Regions from separate parts of the Mus musculus genome. Here region 2 is linked to region 1. A link is a loop called in an ENCODE intact Hi-C map of the cell type or tissue named here. Cell type or tissue: gastrocnemius. All regions are shown on one strand. Each heading gives the region's core, and the rest is flanking DNA. Links, peaks and the distances in the headings are about the cores only.

Region 1 (15,041 bases), core at 2,861-10,860:
TCTAAATCCTTCACTGCCTAAGCTTGGCTATCCTGGTTCTTGCTCTGTAGATTGACCTTGAATGCAGAGATCAGCATGCCTGTCTCCTAGGATTAAAGGTGTGTACCACAATGCCTGGATCTAAATTCAGCTTGGTAGGTTCTTGCCCCAAGGTCCCACTCCCTTAATCTGTTATCTCCTAGAACACAGGATTTTGCTCATTTCACTTCCTGGTACACCCTTAATACCCAAACCATATATTTTACATCTTGCCTTTCTAAACTCGCTATGCTTGTTCAAACTTCTCTTTGTGAGATTTAACCAGAGAACAAAGTCTCTGCTGGGCTTCTTTGAAACTTCCTTTGTCAATGCAATTAATGCAATTAATCCAAGTCTCTTCACCTTAGCCTCAGACAGACTTTTCAGCCAAGGGCAAAAAGTAGCCACATTCTTCACCAAAATACCACAAAAACAGTCTTTATGCCACATACTGAAATTCTTCTCCTTTGAAATCTCTTGGGCCAAGTCAACACAGTTCAAATTACTCCCAGCAACAAAGTCTTTCATATTACTACTAGGATGACCCATTAAGCCCCATTTAAAGCATTCCACTGAGTTCCAAATCCAAAGTCCAAAAATCCACATTCTTTCAAATAAAAGCATGGTCAGGCCCAGCACAGCAATACCCCACTCCTGGTACCAGAAGTGGGGTTGTAATGCTGCTGCACCTGTCCACTTCTGGGTGGTGCCTGCATAACCTGCATAACCATCAGTAAACCAGGCCCTAGTCTTCTCCTCTTTGGTCAGCCAATCATAGGGAACACCCCATGAGGCTATAGGCACATGCTTGGCAGCAGATGGCATTGTAACAGGAGTAGAAACCATAGGCATTTGAGCAACTTCTTCATGTAACTTGCTTGTGCCTTCAGGACCTGCTCTGGACTGATCACATATATACCACTTCCATTTGATAATAGACTGCTGCTGTACGCATCCCACTTTATGACTTGCAGGGTCTGATAGTACCCATCTCATGATGGGTAGTTCGGGTCGCATAGTAACTTGGTGTCCTACTGTCAAACGTTCAGTTTCCACTAAGGCCCAATAGCAAGCCAAGAGCTGTTTTTCAAAGAGAGAATAGTTGTCTGCAGATGACGGTAGAGCTTTGCTCCAAAATCCCAAAGGTCTCTTCGGGAATCCATAGCCACTATGCCTTAAGATCTCCATACCAAGATCCAGATCAGAAATTTCTATCTCCCAACCTCCAGATTAGGGTCACTGGCGAGCCTTCCAATTCTGGATTGTAGTTCATTCCAAATATAGTCAAGTTGACAACCAGGAATAGCCACTACACTAACAATGCATAGCTCAACTCAAAGTTTTTCTTTGATCTATTCTGTTTTTGTTTGTTTGGTTTGTTTTTTTGAGGTAAGTGTTATGATGCAGACTTCTCTGGCCTCAAACTCATAGAAATCTGCTGTGTCTCTCCAGTGCTGGGTTTACAGGTTTGCTCCACCATACCCAGCTCAGTTCAAATTTGAACAGACTCTCTGTCTTCATCCTACCACAAGACACTTCACTGGTATAATCTAGGTGTCTTTATTGAGACTATAGTTGGTAGATTGTCATCAACATTGATTGAATGTTTTCTAGAGAACAATTTCAGGCCTGTGCCAGAACCAGATCAAAACATGCATTTCCATAAGCCTGCAGGGTGATGCCTGTTTATGGTAAAGTCTGAAAAGAGTTAATCCAGTTGGGTTGCAGCTTTCTCTCCTCTTCTTCCTTCCCCTAGTGGGCTGGAATAACTTCAAACATCCTGTAGTTCAGTCCCCTGCTGCTGTTAACATTTTGGGGGAAGGTGGCAGTCAGGGTTGATTCTCCTGTGCTGTTTTGCAGCATCTGTGGCCTCTATTAGATGCCACTAGCATCTCCTCCTTGACCAGTTGCAACCCTCAAAAATGGCTACAAGTCAGTTATTACAATGTGGATTGCTGTCTATATGCAGGCGAGGGCAGGCACAAGATAAGGCTAGATCCTGGGATTGGGCAGTGGAAAAAGAAGGCAGGCTGAGAATTTTAGAGTACAGAGAGACTGAGAGACAGAGGGGAGACAGAGATGAGGAGACAAGATGAAACCTAACAGAGAGAAAGAGGAATCAGAACTATGCAGTCCTGGGGCCCATATGCATTGGGGATTTCTTAGATGATTAATAAGTAGGGTGAGTTTGCCACATCTAGGTGTGCAGCTTCTGTTTCTATCAGTTGAGTTTTAAGTTCTTTGTGTGGGCATTTTGTGGGTTGAGAATTTACTGATACAAATCTGACTGATAAATTACAAGCCTCTAGAGTTTTGATTTTCCAGGTTACAGGGATTTGTGACAGCTAACCACGGGGGGCAAATGGCTGGGAATGCAAGCAGGATCCCCAGCAAGAGAAGGAGTTGGATACCATGGAGACCCTGGTGGCGGGAAACCGAGTTACTTGAACACAGCTGGTGCTAGCAGGTATTCTACCTTTTTATTATTTCACGCAACATTACTTTTTTTTTTTTTTTTTTTTTTAAAGACAGGGTTTGTCTGTTTAGCTCTGGTTCTCCTGGAAGTAGCTCTGTAAACCAGACTGGCCTTGAATTTAGAGACCCTCCTGCATCTGTCTCCCAAATGCTAAGATTAAAGGCATGTGCCAGGCGGTGGTGGCACACGCCTTTAATGCCAGCACTTGGGAGGCAGAGGCAGGCAGATTTTTTAGTTCGAGGCCAGCCTGGTCTACAGAGTGAGTGCCAGTACAGCCAAGGCTACACAGAGAAACCCTGTCTCAAAACAAACAAACAAACAAACAAACAAACAGAAAAGATTAAAGGCATGCAACTCCACTACTCAGTTTATATTTCTTTCAACTTAATTTTTAAATATTTATTCAATTGATTTTATGTTTTTCAGTATGTATACCCATGGACCACATGTGTGCTTGGTGTCTGTGGAAGTCAGCAGAGGGTACTATATTCTCCTGGAACTGGAGCTATTTATAGATGATTGTGAACCATTCTGTGGTTTCCGCAAACAAACCCAGGTCTTCTGCAAAAGGAACAAATGCTCCTAACTACTGAGCATCATCTGCCCTTCACTATTGTGCTTTCTTCCATTCTTCCTTCCTTCCATTTGTTTTCAGGCAGGGTCTCCCTCTACAGACCTGGAACTATTACACTTTATTGCTATTTCCATTCTAACCTATCTGTAATGTGCTCTGATTCTGACATTGGCAGACAATATTGTATACTTTTTTTTTTGTTTGGTGTTTGGTACTAGCGATTGAACCTAGGGCATTGTGCATGCTAGGTGGGTGCTCTCCTGCTCAGCACAGCCTCAGTCCTTTTTAAAATTAATCAATAATTAATATATTTATTTATTTGTATTTGTAGCTCTGCTGACCTTTCTTTTCTGTTTTTCAGCTCAAAGACGATTTTATTAGAAGAAAAAGCTCCTACAGTTGGGAACCTGTTGTAGTGACTATTCCTGGTTGTCAGCTTGACTATATCTGGAATGAATTACAATCCAGAAATGGAAGGATCACCTGTGATCTTGATATATATATATATATATATATATATATATATATTATATTTTATTGGATATTTTATTTACATCTCAAGTGTTATGCCCTTTCCAGGACTCCCCTCCAGAAACCCCCTATGCCATCCCCCCCTCTCCCTGTCTCTATGAAGGTGCTCCCCAACCCACCCATCCACTCCTGCCCTGGCATTCCCCTATACTGGGGCATCGAACCCCATCAGACCCAAGAGCTGCTCCTCCCACTAGTGTCCAACAAGGCCATCCTCTGCCACATAAGCAGCTGGAGCCATGGGTCCCTCCATATATACTCTTTGGTTGGTGGTCCAGTCCCCAGGAGCTCTGGGGGGTTCTGGCCAGTTGACACTGTTGCTCCCCCCATGGGGCTGCAAGCCACCTCAGCTCCTTCAGACCCTTCTCCAACTCCTCCATAGGGGACTCAGTCCAAGGGCTGGTTGCGAGCATCTGCCTCTTTATTTGTCAGGCTCTGGCAGAGTCTCTCAGGAGACAGCCATATCAGGCTCCCTTCAGCAAACACTTCCCTGCATCTACAATAGCATCAGGTTTTGGCAACTGGGATCCTGATCTTAAGGCTGGGGGATACAAGTTCTGACCTGGATCTTGGCATGGAGATCTTTTGGCAAAGTAGCTATGCATCCCAGGAGATTAAGGCAAGGAGATTTCTGAGTTCAAGGTCATCTGAGACAAAGCAAGTCTCCAGGTATGGTGGCACACACCTTTAATCTGGGCCACACTTTCTCCTGGAGACCTACATAAGAACATTGGAAGAAGGAAGATACTTGGGTCTTTGCCTGCTTGCCTTGTGGGACTGAGCAACTGTTAGATCCTTGGACTTCCATTCACAGCTGCTGCTGATCTTTGTTGGGGAGTTGGACTACAAACTGTAAGTCATCAACAAATTCTCTTACTCTATAGAGATGACCCATAAGTTCTGTGACTCTAGAGAACCCTGACTAATACACCTATAAATCTCTCCAGCTGCCTCCCTCCTCCCATCTCAGGAAGAGAATGAAGGAGGTGAGAAGCCATGCTAATTAAGCTGGCATCAGAGGACAAGCAACCATGTAGCCAAGGCTACACAGAGAAACCCTGTCTTGAAAAAAAGAACAAAACAAAAACAAAAACAAGAAAAGAAAGAAAACAAGTCAGGAGCTCAGGGTAGCAGAAAAAGCATGCTTAGTTCTGGCCAGCAACTAAAAGAGAGGAGAAACAGAAAAAGGAAAGAAAGTTAAAAAGAGTTGTGCTTTTTTTGGCTCAGGCCAAAAAACTGTGAGACCCAGGCAAACTTCATGGTGACTTGTGACTTGGAGGGACTGCCTCTTCTTTTCTTTCTTTTTCTTCCTTCCTTCCTCCCTCCCTCCCTCCCCCTCTCTTTTTTTCTCTTGTTCTTTCATTCTTTTTTTTTTTAAGACAGGCTCTTCTAGCCGGGCGTGGTGGAGGCAGAGGTTTTCTCTGTGTAGCCCTAGCTGTCCTGGAACTCTCTCTGTAGACCAGGCAGGCCTCGAACTCAGAAATCCACCTGCCTCTGCCTCCCGAGTGCTGGGATTAAAGGCATGCACCACCACACCTGGCCAGTACTGGAATTTTTTATCAGTCTTTGCACATAAAGTTTCTTTTCAGGAGTTTTCATTCACAGTTGGGATCACAGATGCACACCACCAGTGCCTGGCTGGAAATGTTCTTTTGATTTATTTTAAAGGAAACGTTCTTTGATTTGTTTTGAGACAGAGTCTCAGGGTTGTTCAAATACTGTCTCACTGGGGTAGGACTATCCTGTATCTAGAAATACTGAAGAGATGAAGAGTGGTTGCTTCCACCTGCGATCAGCTCTCAAGAGAGAGGGAAGACAGTGGACCAGCTAGGTATGTGCAGCAAATTCTAGGCCAGCAAGAGTTATGGTTGCATGTACCTTAAATCCCAGCATTCAGGAGGCAAAGGCAGGCACATCTCTGTAAGTACAAGGCCAGCCTGGTCTACACAGCCAGTTCTATGACATACAGATCTACATAGAGAGACCTTGTCTCAAAAACAACAGAAAGCTCTGGGCAAGTGTCTTAGTTTGGATTTTATTGCTGTGAAGAGACACCACGACCATGGCAACTCTTATAAAAGCAAGCATTTAATTGGGGATGGCTTATAGTTTCAAAAGTTTAGTCCAGTATCAGCATGACAAGAAGCATGGCAGAGTGCTTGCTGGCATACATGGTTCGGGAGGAGCTGAGAGATCTGCAAGCATCAGAAAGACTGTGTGCCACACTGGGCATAGCTTGAGCTTAGGAGACCTCAAAGCCTGCTTCCACAGTGACACAGTTCCTCCAACAAGGGCATACCCATTTCAACAAGGCCATTCCTTCTAATTGTTCCTATGGGACAAGCATTCTATGAATATGTTGGAGCCATACCTATTCAAACCACCACAGCAAGCCATAGCTAAAGGCATGAACCACCACACTTGGAAAAATACGATTTGTTTGTTTGTTTTTAAGACAGGGTCTGTTTGGCTTGGAACTCTCTATGTAGACCAGGCTGGCCTTTGACTCACAGAGATCTGCCTGCCTCTGCCTCCCCAGTCTTTCTACTAAGGGTGTGTCCCACTGTGCCAAGCCACAAAGGCTATTTTTCAGAAAGGCATCCATATACCTGTAATTCCAGTCAGCACTAGAGACAAACAGAGGAAAATTTGAATTTAAGGTCAGCCTGCAATTTATTTAGTCACAGGATACAGTGGCACTAGGGAGGCGGAGGCAGGATGGTCTCTGCCAGTTCTAAGCCAACAAGGGCTATACACCAAGTCACTGTCTCAAAAAAAGAAAAAGGAACCGATGGATTAACTCAACAAGGTGCTCTCATTTCCTCACTGGAGCTGTGCCAAGCAGCCCCTGACCCAAACAAACAAACAAAATAAATTCCTCACGAGATTATAAAGAATTAAATAGAACATTGCACATAAGGTCTTCCATACCCATTGAATTCAGGTATTCGACTTAGTTTATTTACATTTCCATATCTCTATCCTTGGGGGTAGGATTGTTTTTAACTGTTGAAGGTAATGAAAATGTATAAGCAGTGTCAGATCTGTGTTCCGAATATTTGTTTTTGTGTATAGGGATAGCATCTTCTGCCTCCAGCTGACACTGAATTTATTCTGTAGCTGAGGATGGCCTTGCATTCCTATTCTTCCTGTCACTTCTTCCCAAGTGCTGGGAGTTCAGGCCTGTGCAATATGCCAGGTCAACTGTGTTGACTTAATAAATGTTGTGGCACAACAGACCAGTCGATTTTGGTGGACTGCTGGCTGTTTTTCCCCCAGATAGGGTTCTCTTTGTAGTTCTGGCTGTCCTGGAGCTTGCTCTGTAGTCCAGGCTTGTTTGAATTCAAGAGATCTGCCTGCCTCTGCCTCTGTCACCACCACCCAACTGCTGGTTGTTTTAAGCAACCCTAATCAGCAAAACTGACCTGGCACTTGGGAGCCATGGGTTAACCTAGGGGCGTGGCATAATAAGGGCACGCACCAAGTTAAAAGAAGTTGGCACAAAATCTGTCTATACGCATTGTTAAGTTAGCAACAGGATTTTCAATGTGTTAGGACTAATTTTTAGAAATAACTTCTTGTTGAAGCAGTCTGGGGAGAGTTAATTTTTTGTTGTTGTTTTTTTTCGAGACAGGGTTTCTCTGTGTAGCCCTGGCTGTCCTCGAGCTCACTCTGTAGACCAGGCTGGCCTCGAACTCAGAAATCCCTGTCTCTGCCTTCCAAGTGCTGGGATTAAGGGCATGCGCCACCTCTGCCCGGTAGAGAGTTAAATTTTTAAGGAGGCTCGTCCAATAACTAACTAGACAACCGTTTCCAGGCGCCCAAACTGCACGCCCGTTTATGCCAACCTCGGCCCGTGCTATTCACGTTCCCATGCGGTGCCCAAACCCAGGCCTCTACAACGGATCCAAGGCCCAGGGCCTACCATCCGGCACCTATGTGTTCTTTTCGGTCCTTCGCGGCCGTCTATTTCCATGTAGAAACAGGGTGTGCCCTCCCTTTTCCGAGCACAGACCCCATCCTAAGGGCGGATGCTGGGGCCCCAGGACGAGGCCCCTGAGGTTGGCGGGAGCTCGAGGGGGCGGGCCGCCAGGGAACGGGGAGGGGGGGAAAGCAGAAAGACGAGCAACGCGCGCGGCGCTCAAACCCGCGCTGCCTTCTGCTCACGGGCGAACCCCACCCTCTCCGTCACCAAAGGCGCCCAGCCAATGGGCGAGCCGGAAAGGCCGGGCTTACAAGCGAGGGACCGAGAGGGGGAGCCACTCGAGGGGAAAGGGATGTAGAAGGCGGGCTGCACTTGACTGACAGCTCACTCAAGCCAATCCTCTGTGAGGCTTCTCCGCTCTCCTCTTTGCTGGGCTCTGTTCGACGTCCCACCTTCTCTTCCTCCACCCCCCCCTCACTCCTTTGCGTCCCGCCCCGCCTCCCCTCCCCCACTCTGCGGGCAAATCACTGCTGGAAAGAGGCGGGGGCCTAAGCGGCAGGCTCGTGTGGAGCCTTGAGGTGGGATTGACGGGCGCTCCGACCAATAAGAGGTAGGCTGATGGCGCGGCTGTGGCCGGGGCCGACCAATGGGCGCGCGGCCTGGGGGCGGAGGCCCAGGTTCCAAACGCTCCGCGGCGCCATGGGCTGAAAACTCAACCGAGATGGAATCTCCCAGTCTGAACCGGTTTCAACCGGTTCCGAGTTTGAGGCACTAGGAGGAGGGGGAGAAGCGGCTGCAGCGGCCGCGGCAGGAGCAGCGGGAGCTTCAGCATCAGCAAGAGCAACAGTAGCTACAGCCCCGGCGGCCGTGCCTGTTCCAGCCTTTGCTGCAGCAGTCGTGCAACCATCCCGAGGGGGAGGGGGGAGGCACCAGTCGCTGAGGAGCACGCGAAGGGGGGAAAGTTTAGGCTAGCTCGGGTGGGGGGGCCCGGCGCCGGAGCGGCGTGAGCGAGGGAGCCCTGTGTGGTAGGGGGAGCCGGACTGCAACTGGCGGCAGAGCGGCCCCGGCCGTACGGACTCGCGCTGCTGCTCCCGCCGCCGCCTGTGGCTGGAGGGTCCTGGGCTCTGTCTCACGGACTGGCCCGCTCCCCTCCCCCTTCCTTCCCTCCCCAGCCGGGCGGGAGCATTTATTTCTCGGATTAATTCCCCTTTTTGGTGGGGCGCGTGTGTGTGCGTGCGCGCGTGTGTGTGCGTGAGTGTGTGTTGGGTGGAGTTGTCCCTAGAATAGTAAATACTGAGCTTTTTTTTTTTTTTTTGCCCTTCTCTGCTTTTTAATTTCTTTTTTGTTTAAGGTGGGAAAACTGTGAAACCCACCTTGATTTCCTCCCCTCTCCCTCCTCCCCACCTTCCCTCGCCCCAAGCCCGGACAAGGAAGGAAGAAGCAGTTGGTTGAATTTCTGGGTAAGTCGGTCGTGTGCTCGGGGCCGAGGGTCGGGCGGCGGCGGCGCGGCGGGCATGAGGCGAGGCGGGCGGCGGGCGCGGGGCCCTCGGCGGAGCCTGAGATTGAATGGAAGCGCTTCTGTCGCTCGGTGATGGAGGTGGGGAGGCGGCCGCGGGAGGGGAGCGCTTGCTGGGTCATCTTCGTGTGCGGGTGGCGGTGGAGGAAGGCGAGGAGCGTGGTAGTGAGGCTGAGCCCCTGCGCGTGGGTGGAAGGGCTTCCCCAGTCCAAAGGGCTGGGGAGAGTCGGGGGTGATTTCGGGAACGTCTCTGTAAATTATTAGGAGTGGAAGTTTCCAGAAATATTTAGTGCAGCAGCATTGAAACGTCCGCCTGCATCACGTGGCCCCCTCGGTGGAGAGCTTGGGATGGGGGAGGGAGGGGCTACCGAGTCCCTTCTTATGTGAAGAAACTCGAAAGCCTTGTGGGTGATTTTTGTTGTTGTTGGTTTTGTGAGTGTGTGTATAACAAGAAGTAGGAAAGAGGAGTTAATTTCTTTTTTTCGGGGGCCTGCAGTTGGGGTTCCGTGTTGTAGGTTGTTTTCGCCCGGGGCATATATGTCTTGGTGAAACCGTGTACTGCTGGCCGTGGACAGTGAATGATGCCCTCCCTGCTCCTCCTTCTGGTTTCTTGAGTTTGCGGTGTAGGAGAGGAAGTGGTGGTAGAGGATGCACTGAATACTCGCCGAGGCGGGACCTCGGATCACTCAGAGGACATGCTGCATAGAGAATAGGGCGGTGAACTTAGGCGCCGGGTCTAAATGCCTCCTCCGAGTATGGGCGGGGTGAGTGCGTGCTCCTGTGAGCTATAGTTAGAAGTGCTGAGAGTCGTTCGGGTGGGAAGCCAGGGGAGGGCGGTCCCTTCCTAGTGAGGCGTGTGTTTCTTACTGAATGAAGCAGGCGATTGCCCACACACGGAGTAGCAGTCTTTTGTAGCATCTTGTTTTTTGACTCATTGTGAACTTACCTTTTTAGATGGCTACTGGTGGGTAGTGTTTTGCTGCTTGCAGTGCCATTGAAGGTATATGGACAATCACTTGTAGAGTCACAGCATTGTTTGATGGGTTCCTACAGTTCACAATCCAGTGAGTGGAATTTGGGATTGGGGGACACCAACGAGACAGGTGAACCAATCAGAAAGTGAACAATCCCTCCATAGCTGCACTACTTACTGCATGATTCTGTATCTTGAATGTGGGTGTCACGGCTGACGGTGGAATGACTATTTGGAAGCTGTTTGGTTGGGGCTGCTAAATGTGCTTGGCATTGACCACAGAGCCGCCATTTCTGGATTACCTATAGTTGAAGTTGGAAGATAACCGCTAGTTCCGAGAAAGGCCAACAACTGTATTTAAGTATTCTTAGATTGCACCCCTTCCCCCACATGAGTCTAGTATCTGAATTCTTAGAGAAGACCAACTTGAAAATGAAACTTAGGACTTAAGTGTAGGGTCATTTGACTAAACATTTAATCATTACTTTTTTTTTTAAAGAACTATAAATTGAGATAGTGTCTGAGACAAGTTGGTTGCAATTTTTAACCATAAACTCGAAAAATCTGTTTTAATCTGTAAAAGTTATGACACTTGAAGTTATTGGAAAGAATAGTTATTTGTTAGTGGGATTTATTTTTCTTGTATATTAGTGTTCTGTTTTTCCCTTCTTAAGACAGACAGAGTCTCACTGTGTATTCCAGTCTGTGCTTCCATCTCTTCTGGGATTGCATATGTCTTATCTCTTAACACTGGCCTTGGTGTTAATTGTCCTTTCACCTCCCAGGTGCTTTCTTTAATTTTTAATATATAATTTATTTTTACTTTTAGTTTATGTTTTGTTGGTGTTTTGCCTGCATGTATGTCTTTGTGGAGGTGTCAGAAAACCAGAAACCAGAGTTACAGATCAATGTGGGTGCTGGGAATTGAACCAGGGTCCTTTGGAAGCACAGCCACTGAGCTATCTCTCCAGCCCAGTTTGTTTGTTTCTTTTCTTTTTCTTTTTCTTTTTCTTTTTCTTTTTCTTTTTCTTTTTCTTTTCTTTTCTTTTCTTTTCTTTCTTCTTTTTCCGAGACAGGGTTTCTCTGTATAGCCCTGGCTGGCCTGGAACTCAAATCTGTAGACTCAGAAATGCACCTGCCTCTGCCTTCCAAGTGCTGGAATTAAAGGCCTGGGCCACCACTGCCGGGCTCCAGCCCAGTTTCTTTATCTTTACATGAGTGTAAATGTGAGCATATCTACCTATGAAAGAATTTTTGGACTCGTGAGGAGTTTGAGTGGGGAGCACAGATAGGTCTTACTCTGTTGCCTTTGTCTTTTAACAGTAGTATGCCGGGCGGTGGTGGTGCATGCCTTTAACCTGAGTTCCAGAACAGCCAGGTCTATACAGAGAAACCCTGTCTTGAAAAACCAAAAAACAACAAAAACCCCCCAGCCTTGGCCTGATTGTTAGTTACTTCAGATAGGGCTTCATAGCTCAGGCTGGTCTTAAACTCTGTATGTAGATGAGGCTTGGTCTTGGTTTTCTGATTTGAGTGTCAAGAGCGCTGGGGTTCCAGATGCACACTTCTGGTTTGAAACCAAGGAGTTCATGCATAGTAGAGCACTTCACTGACTGAGCCAAACCTAATCTTTGATTTATTATAACTAAGTTTTATCTTGGGCATGATTAATAAAACCTTTGTATTGAAGTATCAGCAGCACTACTACAGAAATACAGCGGAGAAACTACTTGTCCTAGCTGTGTTTTGAGCCAGGTTTCACTGAAAGGCTGAGGTGTTTTTTATTCAGGATCTCTGCAGTCCAAGGTATCCTGGAATTCACACTTCTGCCTTCACCTCCTAGGTGGTGGGATATAGGACTAGACCACCAAGGCCCACTTTGTACAGGTTTCAAACTGTTATTTTAAGAAAAGGATGGTACAGAATGGCTCAGCAGTTAAGAATTCCTGCTGCTCTTGGTGAGGACCTAGTCTCCATTCTGGGTGGCTCATAATCTCTGCGACTCCAGCTCAGTGGGATTCCACCTTGCTCAGGCCTATACAGGCACCTGCACTCTGGCACACAGAGCCACACACAAACCCAGTAAAGTGTAAATTCTTTTTTTTTTTTTTTAAAGATTTATTTATTATTATATGTAAATACACTGTAGCTGTCTTCAGACACACCAGAAGAGGGAGTCAGATCTTGTTAGGGATGGTTGTGAGCCACCATGTGGTTGCTGGGATTTGAACTCTGGACCTTCAGAAGAGCAGTCGGGTGCTCTTACCCACTGAGCCATCTCACCAGCCCCGTGTAAATTCTTAAAAACACAACTTTTTTCATACCAACCTAATTATTCAGAAACTGCGTGATCAAGCACGCTATTCATTTTCCAAATTCTGGAGGTTTTGTAAACTGCTGTAAAAGGTATTATGGATATGCTTAAAGTATCCTCTTTAAATGGTATGCAAAATTGTTTAAATTTGAACTACAAACCAAATGTAGTGGCTCACACTACACCTGTAGTTGCAATGCCTGGAAGGTTGAGGCAGAGTATTCATATGCAGCTCTATAGTTAGGAGAGGATCCAGCCTGTAATCTCCAAGCTGTATATTGAGTCTGAGACAGAAGGGTGGCAAGTTCAAGGGTTGCCTGGCTAGAGTGACTTCATTACCAGCTAGCAACTCTGTCTTATCTGAAAATAAAACCAAGGGGTGGAGAAATACAGCTCAGTGATAGTGTGCAGTGCCTAGCATTTACAAAGTTCAGTCCCTCGGTACCACAAAAATAAGAAAATTTGGCAGAATATTTATATGCTTGTGTACACTTTGGAGGTGAGAGGTCAACTTGTGGGGACCAGGTCTCTTCATCATGTGTGTGTGTGTGTCTGTGTGCGCGCGTGCGTTTGCATGCGTGTAGGTCTCTTGGATTGAACTCTGGCTATTTGGCTGCATTAGTGCCAAATGGTGCAGCTTTATTATGTAGACTTAGCTATCGTGGAATTGGCAGTGTAGCTCAGACTGGTATCACAGAGCTTTACCTGCTTTTGACCCTACCTCTATCTCCTCAGTGTTGCAGCCAAGCCTGCCTTAGGTTTTTTGGTTTGTTTAAGACAAGTTCTTACTGTGTAACTCAGACTGGTCTCCAATGCAGGGATGTGTTCCTCTTACCTCCATAATGCTGGAATTGGAGGCATGAGTGCCACATGTTCTTCTCTGGTTAGTGTCTCAAAGCTAATACTGCTCAGGATTGACTAGTTGAATCATGAGAGCACCTTAGTTACGGTTCTCCCCTCCTCCTGTCTTTTAAGATAGGGTCTTACTGTTTAGTTCAGGCTAACTTTGGATTCATGGCTTGGTTTATTTTGTTTGTTTTTTGAGACAGAGTTTCTCTGAAAATTTCAGTCCGGCATGGCACTTGTCAGTAGTTATATATAGCCCAGGGAGTCTTCACATTAAAGACTCCTTGTCTCAACTTTTCAAGTTCTGGGTTACATGCATATGATACCATGTTCTTGGTATGGATAGTATTTTAATGTTTAAACACAGTTGAGAATGGAAAGTAATGTAGCTGAGCAGCTTGGATGTAGAAAATAAATTCCGTAGAGGTTAAAGGAGTAACCAAGACACACTAGCTTGGTTCTTTTTGTTTGCTTGTTTGTTTGCTTTTTTTTTGTTTGTTTGTTTGTTTTTTCGAGACAGGGTTTCTCTGTAGCCCTGGCCGTCCTGGAACTCACTCTGTAGACCAGGCTGGCCTCAGACTCAGAAATCTGCCTGCCTCAGCCTCCCAAGTGACTAGTTTGGTTCTTATAGCTACTGTGTACATTGAAAAAAAAAATCAGTGTTTTAAGATTGTCCTGTCTGGGGCTGGAGAGATGGCTCAGTTAAGAGCGCTGACTGCTCGCTGACTGCTCTTGAGGTCAAATCCCAGCAACCACATGGTGACTCACAACCATGCTCAATGAGATCTGACTCCCTCTTCTGGAGTGTCTGAAGACAGCACAGTGTACTTTTGTATGAAGAATGTTGAAGTTAGTTTACTTGACTAGAAAGCTTGAGTGTTAACTAGTGTCCAAACTTTTTAAGTAACTTCATTTTTTTTCCTTTCAGTAATCTATGCCAGCAATTATGACAATGTTAGCAGACCATGCAGCTCGTCAGCTGCTTGATTTCAGCCAAAAACTGGATATCAACCTTTTAGACAACGTGGTGAATTGCTTATACCATGGAGAAGGAGCCCAGGTAAAGTAGATGACCAAAACCTTATAAAATTATTAAAATGTGACAAAGTAGTTGAACGTTTCTTTTTATAAAATATAGTTTATAGTTTATATAAATTTGGAATTATTTGCTAATGATAATTAGTCTGGGGAAAGTATTAATGTTGAACGTGGTCAGGAGGGGAAATTAGGAATATGCTAGTCTGGTTCCTTTTGAGACAGTCTCAACTGTTGACCAGGCTGGCAGCATGCACCACCATCTGGGCTCTTTTATTCTAGAGTTGTGAGCCACCCAATTTTGGATGCTAGAAACCGAACACTGGAATTGCAGAAACATGTCTCCAGCCTTCACATGTCAATTCTTTGCAACTTATTAAAGTGTACTTGTTCTGGGTATAATAATGGATACTTGTAACCCAATATAAAAGAAGTTCTTTTATATATTTGGAGTGTGTGTGTGTGTTTGGAGTGAATAGTCCTTTATTTATCTTTTAATGAATATGGGCATTTGCCTGTATGTCTTTGTATCATTTTGTGCCCTTGGCTCATGGAGGCCAGAAGGTGGTGTCAGATCCCTTGGACTAGAGTTACAGGCATTGAGCTACAATGGGGATCAAACCTAGAACCTCTGGAGGAGTAGCCACTACTCTTAACAGCTGAGTTAATCTCTACTGTCCTTGTCTTGTTTTCTGAGATGGATCTCCCTGTAACAGTCCTGCCTGTCCTGGAACGAACTCTGTAGACCAGGCTGGCCTTGAACTCAGATCCTCCTGCTCTGCCTCCTGGGTGCTGGGACTAAAGGTGTGTCACCACCATTGTCTGACTTGATT
Region 2 (15,041 bases), core at 1-8,000, 240 kb before region 1:
TGGGGTGGGCCGAAGGGTTTGTGCTTGCTAGGCAAGTGGTGTACCAACAGCTACATCCTCGGCTTTTTTGTTTTATTTTAGACAGTGACTCCTTTGGTCCAGGATTGCCTCAAATTTGCTATTTGTGGCTAAGGATGACCTTAAACTCCTGATCCTCCTGCCTCCACCTTCCAAGTAATGGGATTAAGCGTATGGGGCCCCAGGCCTGGCCTGTAGCAAATGTTTCAAGGTTATGTAGAGTGAAGCAGAGCCTAACCAGCTATGAGGTTCAGAACCCTAGGACTGGTTTATACCTGATAATCATTCAACACAGCCTGTCATAGGTTACAGAAGGTGAAATGCCAGGGAAGGCAAGAGCTTGGACCCGGGTCAGAAGCCGTTTTCTTCTATGTGCTGGGTGATCTTAGGCCGTGATTTCTGTTTCTTTGTCTATAAAAGGACTATAATTGTCTCCGTTTTCCACCTTATTCAGTTGTTATTAAGAACCAAAGGAGAGAATGGGTGTCATTTCTAGAGTAATTTACATAAATTAGTAGTAATTGTAACAACTGCCAGCTTGAACAATTCACTTGGAAATTGATTTATACTTTGGCTTACTACGGCAGAAAGGTCTGTCCTTTGTATAGTTGTACTTATGTTCCAGAGTGCCCTGCTAACTGAAGATTTTTGTTATAAACTGAGTTTGGGTTTCCAACACCCAAATACAAACCCAGTGTGTTGGCTTTTGTCTATAATCCCAGTGCTGGAGAGAGAAGAAACAGGCAGATTCCTGGAATTTGCTGAAAGCCCTACCTCAAAAAATAAAGTGGACAGTGGCTAGGGAATTCAGCTAAGATTGGATGTTAGCCTGGAACCCCTGCTTATCCCCTGCACAAGCTGGGGAACTACATCTGCCCTCCTGCCAACCCCACCCACCTAAAGAAATCTCCACTGTCTGCTTGGAGAATACTCAAGCTAACATGTCAGCGCTCCTTGTCTCTGAGTTTCAGACAGCCTGCCCAAGAGTGCCCATTTGGGGGCTCAGTTTTTGACCATGCATGGACACAATCCCAGCTCCTAGCTAGCATGGCAGCACTCCCAACCTAAACTCTACAAGATCCCCTTGCTTTGGCCTGGATCTCTCACACCTGTGAGATCAGTGAGCCCACCTGAGAGCAGCCTCCTAATAAACCTGCCTTTATCTACTTCTAATCTGGTCTAATCTGGTCTGTATCTGTGTCACTGAGGGGACAAAAAGCCTGTCACTGACCTCTGGTGTACACACACACACACACATTCTCTCTCTCTCTCTCTCTCTCTCTCTCTCTCGCACACACACACACACACACATACACATTCTCTCTCTCACACACACATTCTCTCTCTCTCACACACACACACATTCTCTCTCTCACACACACACACATTCTCTCTCTCACACACACACATTCTCACACACACACACATTCTCTCTCACACACACACACATTCTCTCTCTCACATACACACACACACATTCTCTCTCTCTCACACACACACACATTCTCTCTCACACACACACATTCTCTCTCTCTCTCTCTCCCTCTCTCTCTCTCTCTCTCTCTCTCTCTCACACACACACACACGAAAGGTGTGGAGAGAGAACATCAACATTTAGTAGAGACTTAATAGACAAAAGGGATTAAGGATCAGACACCGTGGTAGGACTGGAACAAGGGCCAAGGGGTCCCACATTCACTGAGAAAAACAGTGAGGTGAATGGACAAATGCTTTGTCAGTCCCCTGAAAATGAAGAATAGAGAGTGTGTCCCTAGAGGGGAGTTCTGTAGGTGGAGAGAAGAGCGAGTGTTCCTCTGGTGGTTTCTATTTTCCTAAAGAAATAAAAGGGTTATGAGAGCAGTTGGTGTGTAGGAAGAGCAGAGAAAGACACAGCTGCTGGGGCAGTGGAGTCATTTGCCTAAGGAGCACTAGGTGCTGAGCAGGCCAGGTATCCACTAGATATTGCCCAGGGTCTAATTTAGTATTCATAGTTGCAAGATGTTGTCTATTGTTTTGGGAAGCTGCAGTTACAGTGATACCCACTGAATATATTCTCTTTTTCAAATATCTAATGTTAGATCATTTGGAAGGTGGAGTCAGAACTGTAAGTTTGAGACCACCCTAAAGCACATGGAGTTCCAGACCAGCCTAGACAACATAGCAAGACCTTGTCCATAAATAAATCTTAAACATTATCTGGGTACAATGGCCCACAGCTATAGTCTCAGTACTTGGGAGGCTGAGGTACACATATGCCATTAAACATTGTTGTAAAACACCTTCCTTCCTTCCTTCCTTCCTTCCTTCCTTCCTTCCTTCCTCTTCCTTTGCTTCCTGGCCCTTTTCTTCTTTGGAGTCAGGGTCTCACCGCGTAACTCTGCCTGGCTTGGAGCTCATGGAGTGGGGGAATTATGTAGAAGAGGCTGGCTTCATAGAAATCTGCCAAGCTCTGCCTCCTAAATGTTGAGATTAAAGGTGTGTACCACCATGCCTAGCCCAGAGGATCTCATGTAGCATGCATGTGCTGGCCTCAGACTGGCAATGTAGCTCAGTCTGACCTTGAACTTAGGGTCCTTCTATGTCTGCTTTTTGAGTACTGGAATTACAGACAGGGGCTACCAAGTTCAGCATTGAAAAGAACATAAATTAGTAAAAGCTCCAGAATGTCAGATAAACTTTGTAGACTACAATACAAACAGTTCCTTATGGTGCTGACACAAGGTAAGCCTCAGGTGCTGGGAGAGCTGATACATCTGTAAGTGGGTCAGGCCACTCTCGGGAAGATTAGCTTCTTCTGTAGTGGCACTCACAACACGGAAAGCTTAGTATCAAGGGGGAGGACAGGACCAGCATTGCACATTGTGTTTTGCAAACCGGACAGTCTTGGGGCAGGGGGCGAAGGTGAAGCGAGAATTGGGAGTTATTTCCTAGCCATTCATCTGTTTTAGGTTAAAATACAAGCAAACTAGGAGGGCCTATTTGGAAAGTTCCGCTCGTATTAACAGTGGACTGGGCACTGTGCATCCTCAAGTGTGAGTGTCGCTCACCAGGCCCGCTCTTTCATGCTGCTCCTTTTTCCTACAGTTCTTCCAGGTCAGAGACTTGCTGGTTTTAGTATAGATAATGGAGATAGGACCTTTGAAGAGATTTTTCTAGGAGAACGAATGAGCCCGCGGATATTCTGCCTGAAAGTTGCTCCCTATTTTAGCTAGAGGACATATAAATATAAAACACTGACAGGTTCACGGCCTGGTTTTAGATTTTTCATTTATGTTGGATTGTAGGTCTTTTCCCTAATACTCTGTAATCCCAGTGCAGCCCTTCAGTGACCTCCAACCCTTGCAAAGGAAACGCCTGCTATTTTCCTTTGGTGAAAACTTACATAGTTTCAAACTTATACCTTCTTTCATTCCACAAATATTTACCAGACATGTTTTCTTAGCCAGGTACCTTTCTAGAAGCTGGGGACACAAAAGCACAAAGCAAACAAGCTCTGCCTTTGAGCTGACTCTCCTGTCTGGGCAGGCCTGGGTATGCATGTGACCAGGATGGGGTAGATGGTTGGGAAGCAGAGGAGGACTCATGGTATGTTGGGAGAGTTGTTATTTCAGAAAGGATAGTCAACAAAGACTCTCTTGAGGTGGCATTTGAATGAGGAGTGAGCAAGTGTCCTGGGCAAGCTCTGGGTCACCAGCATCCTCAAGAGATGGAGCAAATCAAAGGCAGAGACCTTGGGAACTCTGATCATTCTTCTGTTTGTTTGTTTTCGAGGTTGGGTTTCTCTGTGTAACCTCGGCTGTCCAGGAACTCATTCCATAAACCAGGCTGGCCTGGAACTCAGTGATCTGCCAGCTTCTGCCTCCCAAGTGTGGGGATTAAGGTTGGTGACCTATGGCTCTCTCTCTCTCTCTTTCTCTTGTTTAAGGTTTATGTGTATTTACTGGGAGGTGGGTTGTCTATGTGGATCTGTGTGAGTTGGTCATGCTGTGTTGTACCCTTGGAGGCCAGAAGAGGGTGCTGCAATCTCTGCAGCTGGGATTATGGAGCTGTGAGCCACTGTATGTATGCTGAGAACTGAATCTGGTTCCTCTGCAAAGGCAGTGAAATAAAAATTCTTCTAAGTGCCTTGTGTGGCATACAGTAAATAGTTCTTTGGTCCTGTGTGTTGTTAAGTTTCTATGTATCAGTTCTATTAAAGAAAAGTTGTTTTCTTTCACTTGTTTCCTTGAAGTTGTCCCAAATGGGACGATATCAGACGGGTCTTCTTCCAAGAGCAACAAAGGCCTCAGGCTAGACAGTGGTTAAGAGTACTTGATGTTCTTGCAGAGAACTGGAATTTGGTTGCCAGGACCCGCACTGGATAATTTAAAACTACCCATAATTCCAGCTCCAGGGGATTGAACACCTACTTCTGGATTCCGTGGGCACCTGCACTCACCCATACACATGTATGCACAAAGTTTAAAAAATACATATCTATCCATTTATCCATCCATCCATCCATCCCATCCTTTCCCCATGTGAAGAAAAACCCATAGCCTGGTACATGACAGGCAAACACCTGACAACTGAGATACTTCTCCAGCTCAAATCATTGTTCACAATGGACTCTTCTGAATTTTCCCATTGGAAAGGCTAAACAGTCTTATTTTCTGAGATTATATTATTATAAATCTAACTTGGACATACTCTTGTTTGGTTTCGAGTATGTTTAAGGTGGTAGGCTATACTTAAACCATGGTTGGTGGCCCTTTATGCATAGCATCATACATAATCTAAAATTTGTCAACTGAGAACATTAAAAATTATATTTATAAAGAAAGTGAGGGGTTTGGGGTGTGTTATATGTATGTTTAGGTGCACATACCTGTGTGTATGTATATATATATATATATATATATATATATACACGCACAGAGACCAGAGAACAACTTCTATGCTGTGGCACTCTTCAGTGCTGTTGTTTGCTGTTATCTGAGGAAGGCTCTCACTGATTAGGCTTCAGGGACCCTTCTGTTCCCACCTCCCCAGTGCTGGGATTACAATCTTATGTCACCATGTCTAGCTTTGGTTTTGTTTTTTTTTTAAACGTGGGTTCTAGGAATTGAACTCAGCTTTTTATGCTTCCATAGCAAACACTTGAGCAATTAAACAATTTCTCCAGCTCTAGAAAGTGAGGTTTTTCTCTCCTTAATTGAGTCAGTTAGAAGAAGAGAAAGATGAGTAGTGGGGGAGAGGAAGCCCAATCAGAAGCTCCAGTGTGGAGTCTCCAGCCACACATCACTCCATGCTCTCTTCTCGTGCCCTAAGTGTCTGCCACCTGTGGACGTTACTCTTCTTGCTGCCCACAGCAGCGACTCTCCTCTGCCCTCTCCTGTGTCCTTTTCCCCTCCAAGATCATCCCAACTGGGCTCCCAGGAGAGCCACTGAGGACTTTGTCCCTGGGCCCCATTCCTGCTCCCTGTCCACCGCACATCATCAAAGCCCCAAGGCAGGAGCTGGGCACAGAAGCAGCAGCCGCTCGTCTCTCAGCAAAAAAAGTGCACACCTCAGCAGAGGCCTCCTGGAGAGATGCTTGTAGCTGAGCTCCATTCTGCCTTGTGCAGTAGTTAGTGACATCACATGAATGTTTTCTGTCAGTTACCTAGGAATCTGATCATTATGAAATGGATGAGAGCCAGTCATGGTGGCAGGCACACACCTTTGATTCCAGTGATTAGGAGGCAGAGGCAGGCAGATCACTAGTTCGGAGCTAGCCTGGTCTACATACGGAGTTAGAGGCCAGCCTAGGCTACATAGTGAGACGTCTGTAAGAATCAGCATTTGGATCAGTGTCAATTTGTTATTTAATTCCAAACAGCAGATAACAGGGTTCTCTTCACATCAGGCAGGTTGTCACAACTTTTCTGGGAAGGATGAAGAGGTGGCATTCGAGAGCACTATGAACTTCTCTGATATTTACCACTCTGATGAAGAGTATTTCAGGAAACTCAAAGACCTGAAGGCTGTCCATGAAGAAACCATGTCAAAATTAGAGAAAATGTACCAGGACAAGCTAAATATAAAAGACATCCAGGCGGGGTTCATCAGGGATGGGATCAGCGATTCGTCTTCGAGGTAAGTCCCTTCTAGATAAGTTTGTCATTGTCATTTGTGAGCTGAACTAAGATAAATGCCCCGTCGAAGTGTGGAAGACAGTATCCCACAGTATTTGCTTCTAAATAGTCCTTCCTATTGATGATATATAAAGGTGGGCTTTTATTCACAATGTTTAATGGCTTATCATTTTACTAGGTTCCCTCTTGCTTTGAGGGTCATTTGGTGGCCATCTGTTTGTTTTTATTGCCATTTTAAGTGTGTTTTGCTTGTGTGTATGTCTACACCACTTGTGTACCTGGTGTCCATAGAGAATTGTGAACTGCCATATGGGTGCTGGGAATCAAACCTGTGTCCCTGGAAGAGCAGCGGGTGCTCTTATCCTCTGAGCCATCTCTCCAGTCCTTTCATCTGTGTTTTTCTGATTTACTTATGCTTACAGATATGCATCAAAATATTTAGGCTGGCCCAATTTTGAAACATGATCTTATACTCTCTACAGCCCAGGATGGCTGAGAACATGCCTTTGTTGAGGGAGTTTTGGCTTCTCTGCTTTGTGCTCCCGGCTGGTCACAGGCACCCACCCACCCAACAGCTCTGTCAGAATCACAGATGAAAGATACACACACACACAAACTTATTTTTAAATGCTTTATTGGCTCTGTGGCTAGACACTTTTGTGCTTTCTGCGGCTAGCATGCCCTACCTTCACTCCTAGCTCAACACCTCTGAATCTTCCCTCAGCTTAGTTGCTCTTCTGTGAAGTCCATTGGTCTTGCTGCCCAAGACACTTTTAGGCTGCCTTTCTGTGGGCCATTTTCCTTTTCCTACATTTTGGAAGATCTCCCCTACAGTTCTGAGTCTGTTCTGCCTCTCCCAAGTCTCTAGATCTCTTCTTCCTGCTCTCTCCTCTCTTCCTAGCCTGTGGGAACCTGGAAGTCTCACCTCTTTCTTTCTGCCCAGCCATTGGCCACTGGCATCTTTATTGATAGGTCAAAAACCAATTGGGAGCAAGGCCCTTCAGTGTCAGCACACACAGATTCCTATTAAATCAAAGCATCAGAACTACTCCTACAGGCCCCAAACTCTGGGCACTCCTCCTGCCTCAGCCTCTCAAATACTGAGAATACAAGCATGAGCCATCATGGTTTTCTTTTTTTGAGACAGGGTCTCATGTAGTCCAGGCTAGTCTCCAACTTGCAATGTAGCTGAAAGAAAGATGAAATTTCAAGACCTGTAAGTCATATAAAGTACTCAGAAATTTCTGGTTGTTTGTGAGCCTAGAGGCTGCCTGGGGCTGAGAAAAAAGAAAAACAAACCTGGTTATGCCCCGTAGTTAAAACATTCCTGGGAACAGCTTGACCATAAAGATAAAGAGAAATGTGAGGACATAACAGGGTTATCTGAACTGAGTCAACAACTCACAGAACTCTGACACCCTGCACGTACATGTAATTTTTCTGCTGATGTTTGAATAAGCCAATAGTGTGTCGCTATGCTGAATTCTATGCTGAATTCCCCACCCCTAAGTCCCTTACCCCACAAACACCCCTAGCTCTCGAGCCTCGTGGTTGAATCCACTGCTTCCTGCGTGAGATATGTTTCGACCCGGAGCTCCATCATTAAACTGCCTCATGTGTTTACAACAGGAGGGATTCTCGTGTTTCTTTGGGTGCTCTCTCACTCCCGAGACTAGAGTGGGGGTCCCTGAAAGGGGGTCTTACATAGCCAAGGATGTCCTTGAGCTCCTGATCCTCTCACTTCCACTTCCTAGATGATGGGATTACTTGCAACCATGCTTTGCTTGAGCTGGGCCTTTTGTTCTTGTTTGACATAAGGTCTCTCTGGTGTAGATCTGGCTGTCCAGGAACTCACTATGTAAATATTGAGGCTGGCCTTGGATTCACAGAGATCAAGCTGGCTCTGCCTGCGTAGTGTTGTGGTAAATCTCCAACCACTATAAGCCCATTTAAGGAAAACACAACTTTGTTGCAGTGAATCTCCAAACCCAGTAAGTCCATTCAAGGAAAACACAACTCAGTTGTATATTTATAAACTGCACACCTATACTGGGCAGACATGCCTCTACAACACTTTCTTCCCCAGCCATGAAATCCCTACTCCTTGCAGTTTCTCCAGGCCATTCGCTTCTACTCCATCTTCCTTCCAACATCTACAACCCTGTTCTCCTCTGTCCTCCATCTTCTTCAACTCCTCCTCCTCCCTCCTCTTCCTTTCTTGCTCCGAAACCCACTTCCTCATTTTCACCCAGCGATTGGCTACTTGTCATCTTTCTTAGCCAATCAGATGATTAAGGGAAATTCCCCTACAGCGGAGTGCTAAGATTAAAGGTGTGTGCCACCATGCCCAGCCAGTCTTTTTTAAAGAATGAAAATTAAAGTTTATTTTAAAAAATTAAAAGATGAGCTCATTAAAGATGCAAGGTTTTGACTTCTGGGGTTTTTTGTTCTGTTTTGTCATTTGTGTTTTTTGTTTGTTTGTTTTTTAGATTTATGTATTATGTATGCAGTGGCCTGCCTGTATGTATGCCTGCAGGCCAGAAGAGGGCACCAGATCTCATTTTAGATGGTTGTGAGCCACCATTTGGTTGCTGGGAATTGAACTCAGGACCTCAGGAAAAGCAGCCAGTGCTATTAACCTCTGAGCCATCTCTCCAGCCCTTGATTTCTGTTTTTAAAAGCAATCTAGCATCAACGCTCTTTTCTAATGTGGCCCTGCTTCCTTTGAAACTGTAAGCTGACTGTACATTGTCTGTGTGTCAGAGCTGTTTGAGCTCTGACATCCCCAAGAAGGTCACAGACTTTGATCTCATTTGAGGGCTTTTACCCTGCCTTTGACCTTTCAGTTCTCCAATAAGAGACACAACTTTTGTTATTTACAATTAGCCTTTATCAGCACCAGAGCTGGGCAGATATTACCCTCTATGCTATTAGAATCTACTTTCCTATCTATGACGCCGAGTTATTACTTGCTGTGTTCCATCTGGGCTGCTCCCAGCTCCAACTGGCCAGCCTTCAGGGCCAGGACTCTAAGGTTCCGAGCCCACGGCGTCTTCTCTCTCCTACCATCCTCTCAGTCTCTTCTCTCTCCTACCATCCTCTCAGTCTCTTCTCTCTCCTACCATCCTCTCAGTCTCTTCTCCACCCCAACCAGGTTACCTAAAACCCACCTCCCTCTAATCCCTCCAGTAATTGGCTGTAGCCAATTTTGTTTAAACAATAGTTTTAAATCGAGAAACAAGGTTTGCACAACAAAAATTTGTAAATGTGAGAATTCCCTTGGCGGCCTAGACCTTCAGGTACAGAATTTAGCATTACAATACATGACAACAGACCAAGCCTCAAAAGTAGACATGCAATACGACATGACACTCCAGTGTCTCTGAAACAGAAGAAGTGGTGATCATGCTCAGGGGCTGGTGTCAACAAAGGTGTCATACATAAGTATGATTTTCCCCCTCCAATTAAAGCTAGGAATCAAATCCTCAGTGCCTAAGAGATGGGCTCTCATTATGTTGCTTAGGCTAGCCTTGAACCCCCATATCCTTCCAGTCTTGGTTTCTATTAGCATGCACTAGCATGCCCAACTGAGTTCAAACTGGAGAAAAATAAGAGGCAGAGTGGATAGAGGAAGCAAGGAGTGGCCTTCAGGACAGCAGCAGGCATGGTGGAGAAAGGAGTCAGGTGAGAACACTTCTAGAATGATAACTAGGCTAGGGAGGGGAAAGACTGCTGGCTAAGCAGGGGCCAGTACTGATTGACAAGTAGTTCAGACTTTGTAGCAAAGATGAAAGTGTTAGGTAGGAGTAACATGGTCAGACATGGTCAAGATGGTGACTCTGGGAAGCACAGAGGAGATGAATAAAAGTAAGACAGGAGAAGCAGTTCAGAAGACAGAAGAGACTCAAGTTCCTTCTCTGAAAAGTGAGAGTGTATTAGATAATTCATAGTCATCTTTCAGCTCTATTCTAACGAAAAATGATATTGTCACGACCCTTAGACAGCTACTCCCTTCTGGCTGACTATACCTTAATACTAGAAAATCTGTAATTACAGTAATTTTAACATTTGGCCACATAAAATTGGAAGTGCACCCTAATTATTCTTCTTCCCTAGTTCTGCATCGGAAAAGAGCTGCTCACATCCTGCCTTGTCAGTGACCTCACTTTCAGAGCCTGACCTAGACGGGTCGTCCTCCTTGTCCACAACTACTGATGAGGGGTTGCCCGACCTAGAGGAAAAGACTCCCGGGGAAAGCAGCGCAATGGTCCATGCCCAGGAGCTCATAAACAACATGTGGAACGACTTTTCTGTTGAAGATTATATTCAGTATGACTCAGACTCCCGAACAGCTAAGAAAAAAAGGAAGAAAGCTAAATCCTTGACACCCAAGATTACAGTGCCTGTACCCTTTGAAATGACGGTAAGAGAGCAGAATCGGAGAGAGAAGGCCTTGAGTGCTCGGTCAGATCTGGAAACAAAGCTGCTCAAGAGGGACGAGGACGATGCAGAGTGTAAGAAGAAATTCCGAGCCAATCCCGTTCCTTCCTGCGTGCTCCTTCCCCTTTATGAGGATCTAGTCAAGCAGAGTGAGGAGCGCCGGAAGAAGGCCCGGGAGAGGAACAGAGCTGCGCTCCTGGCCTCCCTGAAGCCCTTTAAGTTCATTGCGAGGGAGGAACAGAAGCAAGCAGTCCGCGAGAAGAAGCTGAGAGACCTTTTTAGGGCTAAAAGGAAAACGAATCAGTTTAAAGCCAAACCTGTGCCTCGTTTTATTTACAGGCCAGCTGCGAGTGACAAGCCAAAGGAAGAAGAGCTCTATGGGGACAGCAGGATGCTGCCAAAGGTCAGAGATCTGTTACAGAATTCGCCTTGGCCCAGTCGGTCAGCTTGCAGACGTTTCAGGGACCCCAGAAGTCCTGCAAAGCCCAGGGGTAAACACAGGCGTAGGTGCCTGAGGCGTGATGGAGACTTAGAAAAATGGAAGGAGCCCTTCTCTGAATACAGCTTTCTGAAATGCCCAATGCTTTGTGAAGAGTGTTGTCTTCACGAATCCCCTTGTGACTCTGATAAAAGACAGAAACTCTTGGCAGACATCAGAGCAGATGAAGAAATTTTGAGAGAAACACGCAGGCCGGGTCGGTCTCCTAGGCGCAAGTCACCGGGAAGAAGCTCGAACCCAAAGCCCAGGCCTCATGAATGCAGCCCACCGATGCCCACCGCGTCTTCCCGAGGGCGGGAGCAAGCCATCAGGTAAGGCCTCAGGACGGTCACTCCCTGCCACATGGTTGCTGAACTGGCATAAAACCCTATGGGTTTTACCCTGGTAAATCTGGATTTACTAAATTATCTGGAAGGTATTGTATGACATGGTAGAAAATCGTTTGCTAAGAACGTTCTTCTAAGAGACAAATGTGATTTCCTTGGGGATGATAGGTAGATAAGCTTACACCATCAGCCTTGCTTGGATTTCCAAGGTCACAATTAAGATTTTGGTCAAAAGGTGGCTTTTTTTTTTTTCCAGCCTTTGAATTATGCCCTGTTAAGTCTTTGCTGGACAACTTCCTCCTTGGCTTAAAGTGCATTAATTAAGCCTTAGTTTGTTGCCCTCAGGAAATCCCTTGAGGAAAAGAAAATGTTGGAAGAAGAGAGAAATCGGATCCTAACTAAACAGAAGCAAAGAATGAAAGACTTGCAGAAACTGCTGGCAACCCGGGTTAAGGCTTATGGCTCCCACCAGAGCTTGTCTCAGATAGTTAAAGCCAGGGTGAAGGAGCTCAGGTACCACGGAAGAGCCTGGGAACGCCAACATCAGCTGCCAAACTCCCTTTCCTTCCCTTTCCTTTCCTTTCCTTCCCTTTCCTTTCCTTTCCTTTCCTTTCCTTTCCTTTCCTTTCCTTTCCTTTCCTTTCCTTTCCTTTCCTTTCCTTTCCTCCTGCTTAACTAGTGGATACCTAGATATGAAAATACTATGGCATCTTAATTTATGGATTTAAATAATCTTTGGCTGTTCCTACTCAACTGTTACATATATGCACACATATACATCTTATAATGACAGTCAGTGTATTTACTTACCTCCATAGCGAGAACCATGAGACCATGTGGAACAGAAATGGCTTTGTTATGGTCATAGTTAGTAATTGCTTAAAAACCAGCACAAAACCTTATTTATGCAAGTGTGTTCTTATTTATAAATTATGTAAATATTTGGCATATATACATGCATTGCATACATACATTATACATACATACATATGTACATTATACATCTGGTGCTGGGGGCTGGGCATGTGAGGACCAAAGCCAGGATCTTGTACACAGACTGGCTGATCTGGATAAGTCAGGGAGTTCTGTTCGAAGTTTGTACCAAATACAACAGTTTGAGTGGATGCATGGTGGGTACATGCTGCCCCTCATGACTGATAGCAGCCACAGAACACCTACAGTCCTTTACAGAATACTACTAGAATTCTATAAAGCAGAGTCTGAAAACCAGCATTCCAAACATTGCACATAAAAATGGTCATGCTTAAGCAAGAAAAGGCCCTCCAAAGCTGGGTAAGTAATATGACTTATTAACTTTTAAGATCCAAATACGTACATCTATTTTATCACTGAGCCTTCCTTTACAGTATAGGATCAGCCCACTAATAGAGCCGAGTTTGATGAACTTGAGCAAAAAATTCCTTAGGAATACAGTATTTGCCTGTAGGAAGTTGAATACCAACTTACTTTGAGTAAGCATAATTTTTGTAAAGTATAATTATTTTCCGTACCCATGAAACTCTCTTGTCTTGGTTGCTTCTAGTATATCTTATACAGAGGAAAACAAAACAAAACAAAACAAAACAAAACAAAACAAAAAAACAGTGAAGTTTAATTCATTGTGGGATCTGGTCCAGAGGATGAGCACAGCGAGGTTCATGCTTTTGGCTCTGCCCTCAGTTGCTACATTCTCATGAGCCCCACTTTCTCTCTTACCTACTCCCACTTAATTAATGTTGCCACTGCCCACTAGGTGATCTCATTTAGGGAAAGAAGAAAAGCAGGGTCTTTTTATTTTGGTGTTTGAAACAAGGTTTCTCTGTGTACCCTGGGCTGCCCTAAGAACTAGCTCTGTAGGCCAGGCTCGTCCCACACTGGGATATCTGCCTGCTTCTGCCCCAGAGTTTTGGGACTAAAGGTTTGTGCCACAACTGACCAGTTTCAGGGTCTTGTTTTTGAAAGAATATTTTTTAAGATACCCATTTGGACCAGACTTTCTTGCTTTTGTATACTTTTATATAAAACACTTTTTCAGGCAAGACTGAAGTCTTTTTGCCTTGAAGACTTTGGAAATCAAAATGACCAGACCATTCCCAGGGCAGTACACTGTGTTTCTTCAAAACCTGGGCTTTTTATTCTGGATTTATGAAAATCTTGCCAGTCTAGAAAAGGAACTGGGCTGAGCTGTGCTCTCACTTCCTGGTTTGTCTTCTGAGGTGAATGTCCTAGGAGAGCTTCCGTAGCTGACCTTTAAAATGCCACTCTCTTTATCTGGTTCTAGAAGGAGTGAAAAGGCCAGGATGAGAGAATATTGGCAAGAACTGGAGGAACAAGAGGAAAAACTGCAGAAGAGGCCGATGTTGTTTGAAAGAGTCACCCAGGTTGTGTTTATTGGTTAGGGCCATCACCAGCTTTCTGTTTCTCAGTACTTCTGGCCTCCACCTTTGTGCTCCGTCTTACGGTGTCCTACAGTTGCCAAGACATGATGTTTCTGGGGCGGCTTCATCCAGTCCACCAAGAAAGTAATTTCACTTAAGATGTGACAACGCTTGTAGCTCAATAAAGAACATGTCACTAACCCCATGTACCTCAAGACATTCCTGACACGGTTTGCTTTAGAGTCTGGTCTTTTTAGTCAGATTCTGTTGAGGCTTCGGGATATCATGGGGAGGTCTTTATGAATTCAACCACTGGGTGTATGACCATTGTATGCAACATAGTGAGACCGTCTCTTAAAAGCACTTTAAATTGGGTATTTCGTTAGTTACTTAGTTAGATTACTTGTGTGTGAGTGTTTTGTGTAGGCACCATGTGCATTTCTACCCACAGACATCAGAGGTATTGGATACCGTAGAACTATAGTTGTGAGCTACCATGTGAGTGCTGGGAATTGAACCTAAGCCCTCTATAGAAATAAGTGCTCTTAACTACTGAGCCATCTCAAGGCCTAAAAGCATTAAAAAACCAAAGCAAATCTCTCTGCTTCACCATCCTCCTTAGCACGGTCCTTCCTCCCGTGGAGGCCTTTCACTCCCAAGTTCAATGGTGATCTCAAGGGGGTCTCATGATTAACCTCCCCAGTCGTATTGCCTCAGGATGGGGGTGGGTAATCATATCACAGATGGAAAGACTCAAGTTCAAAGGAGGTGAGTAGTGAGGTGTATGGTTAGTAAATGGTAAAGCTAGGATCAGAACCCACGCTGATCTGCTTCCCTTAATCCTTTCACAAAAGAGGAACTTGTAAGCCACAGAGCAGTATATAAGGCCCCTCCGTGCTTTGTGTCAACCTTGATTTTTGAGACTTGGTCTCAAGATTCTCAGCCCCAAACTCCTGCATAGCCAAGGTGAACTTGTTTGTAACTCCTGCCTTTACCTTCTAAGTGCAGTGCAGGAGTTATTGGTGTGTGCCACCACAACTGGTTTTAAGTGGTGCTAGGGATGGAATTCTCGAAGCTGGGAATACACCCACATCCGCACCCACCATGCTCCAGCCCCAGCCTCCCTGTGGGCTTCTCAGGCCTTCTCCACTCCCTCTCCCTAGCGCTTTGCCTGCTCATTTGTCTCCCTTACTGTACAAACTTTGAGACACCCTGGCCCTTTAATCAGGCTGTTTTCTGAATACTCTGATGACTGTAGCTTTTT

The links. Hi-C counts contacts between places; a loop is a spot of excess contacts. Peaks named below come from ENCODE experiments on the same cell type or tissue, not always from the same donor. Only the 100,000 strongest peaks of a DNase experiment are listed, where the experiment ranks them.
Region 2: a loop joins it to region 1, with 2.3 times the contacts of the local background. A loop is called at or near these places in 19 of 42 quality-filtered maps.

The regions. Positions count from the first base shown.
Region 1 is chr11:23,247,734-23,262,774 of GRCm38, forward strand. It overlaps Xpo1 (exportin 1), which reads left to right and starts at 8,308. Exons shown (of 26, transcript NM_001035226.1): 1 at 8,308-8,427; 2 at 8,911-8,984; 3 at 14,102-14,233. The coding sequence starts at 14,108. In gastrocnemius, for the core only: CTCF peaks have their summits at 7,843 and 9,728; DNase peaks (open chromatin) are centred at 6,397, 6,990, 7,853, 8,089 and 3 more places; H3K4me3 peaks cover 3,497 bases; H3K27ac peaks cover 3,863 bases.
Region 2 is chr11:23,009,750-23,024,790 of GRCm38, forward strand. Fam161a (family with sequence similarity 161, member A) reads left to right here. Exons shown (of 5, transcript NM_001363283.1): 2 at 3,790-3,898; 3 at 5,906-6,135; 4 at 10,251-11,384; 5 at 13,681-13,993. The coding sequence starts at 5,960. The coding sequence ends at 13,798. Among named protein-coding and RNA genes, the nearest start is that of Fam161a, 8.9 kb to the left of the region's middle. In gastrocnemius, for the core only: a CTCF peak has its summit at 4,036 (motif pointing right); no DNase peak of the experiment used is centred there.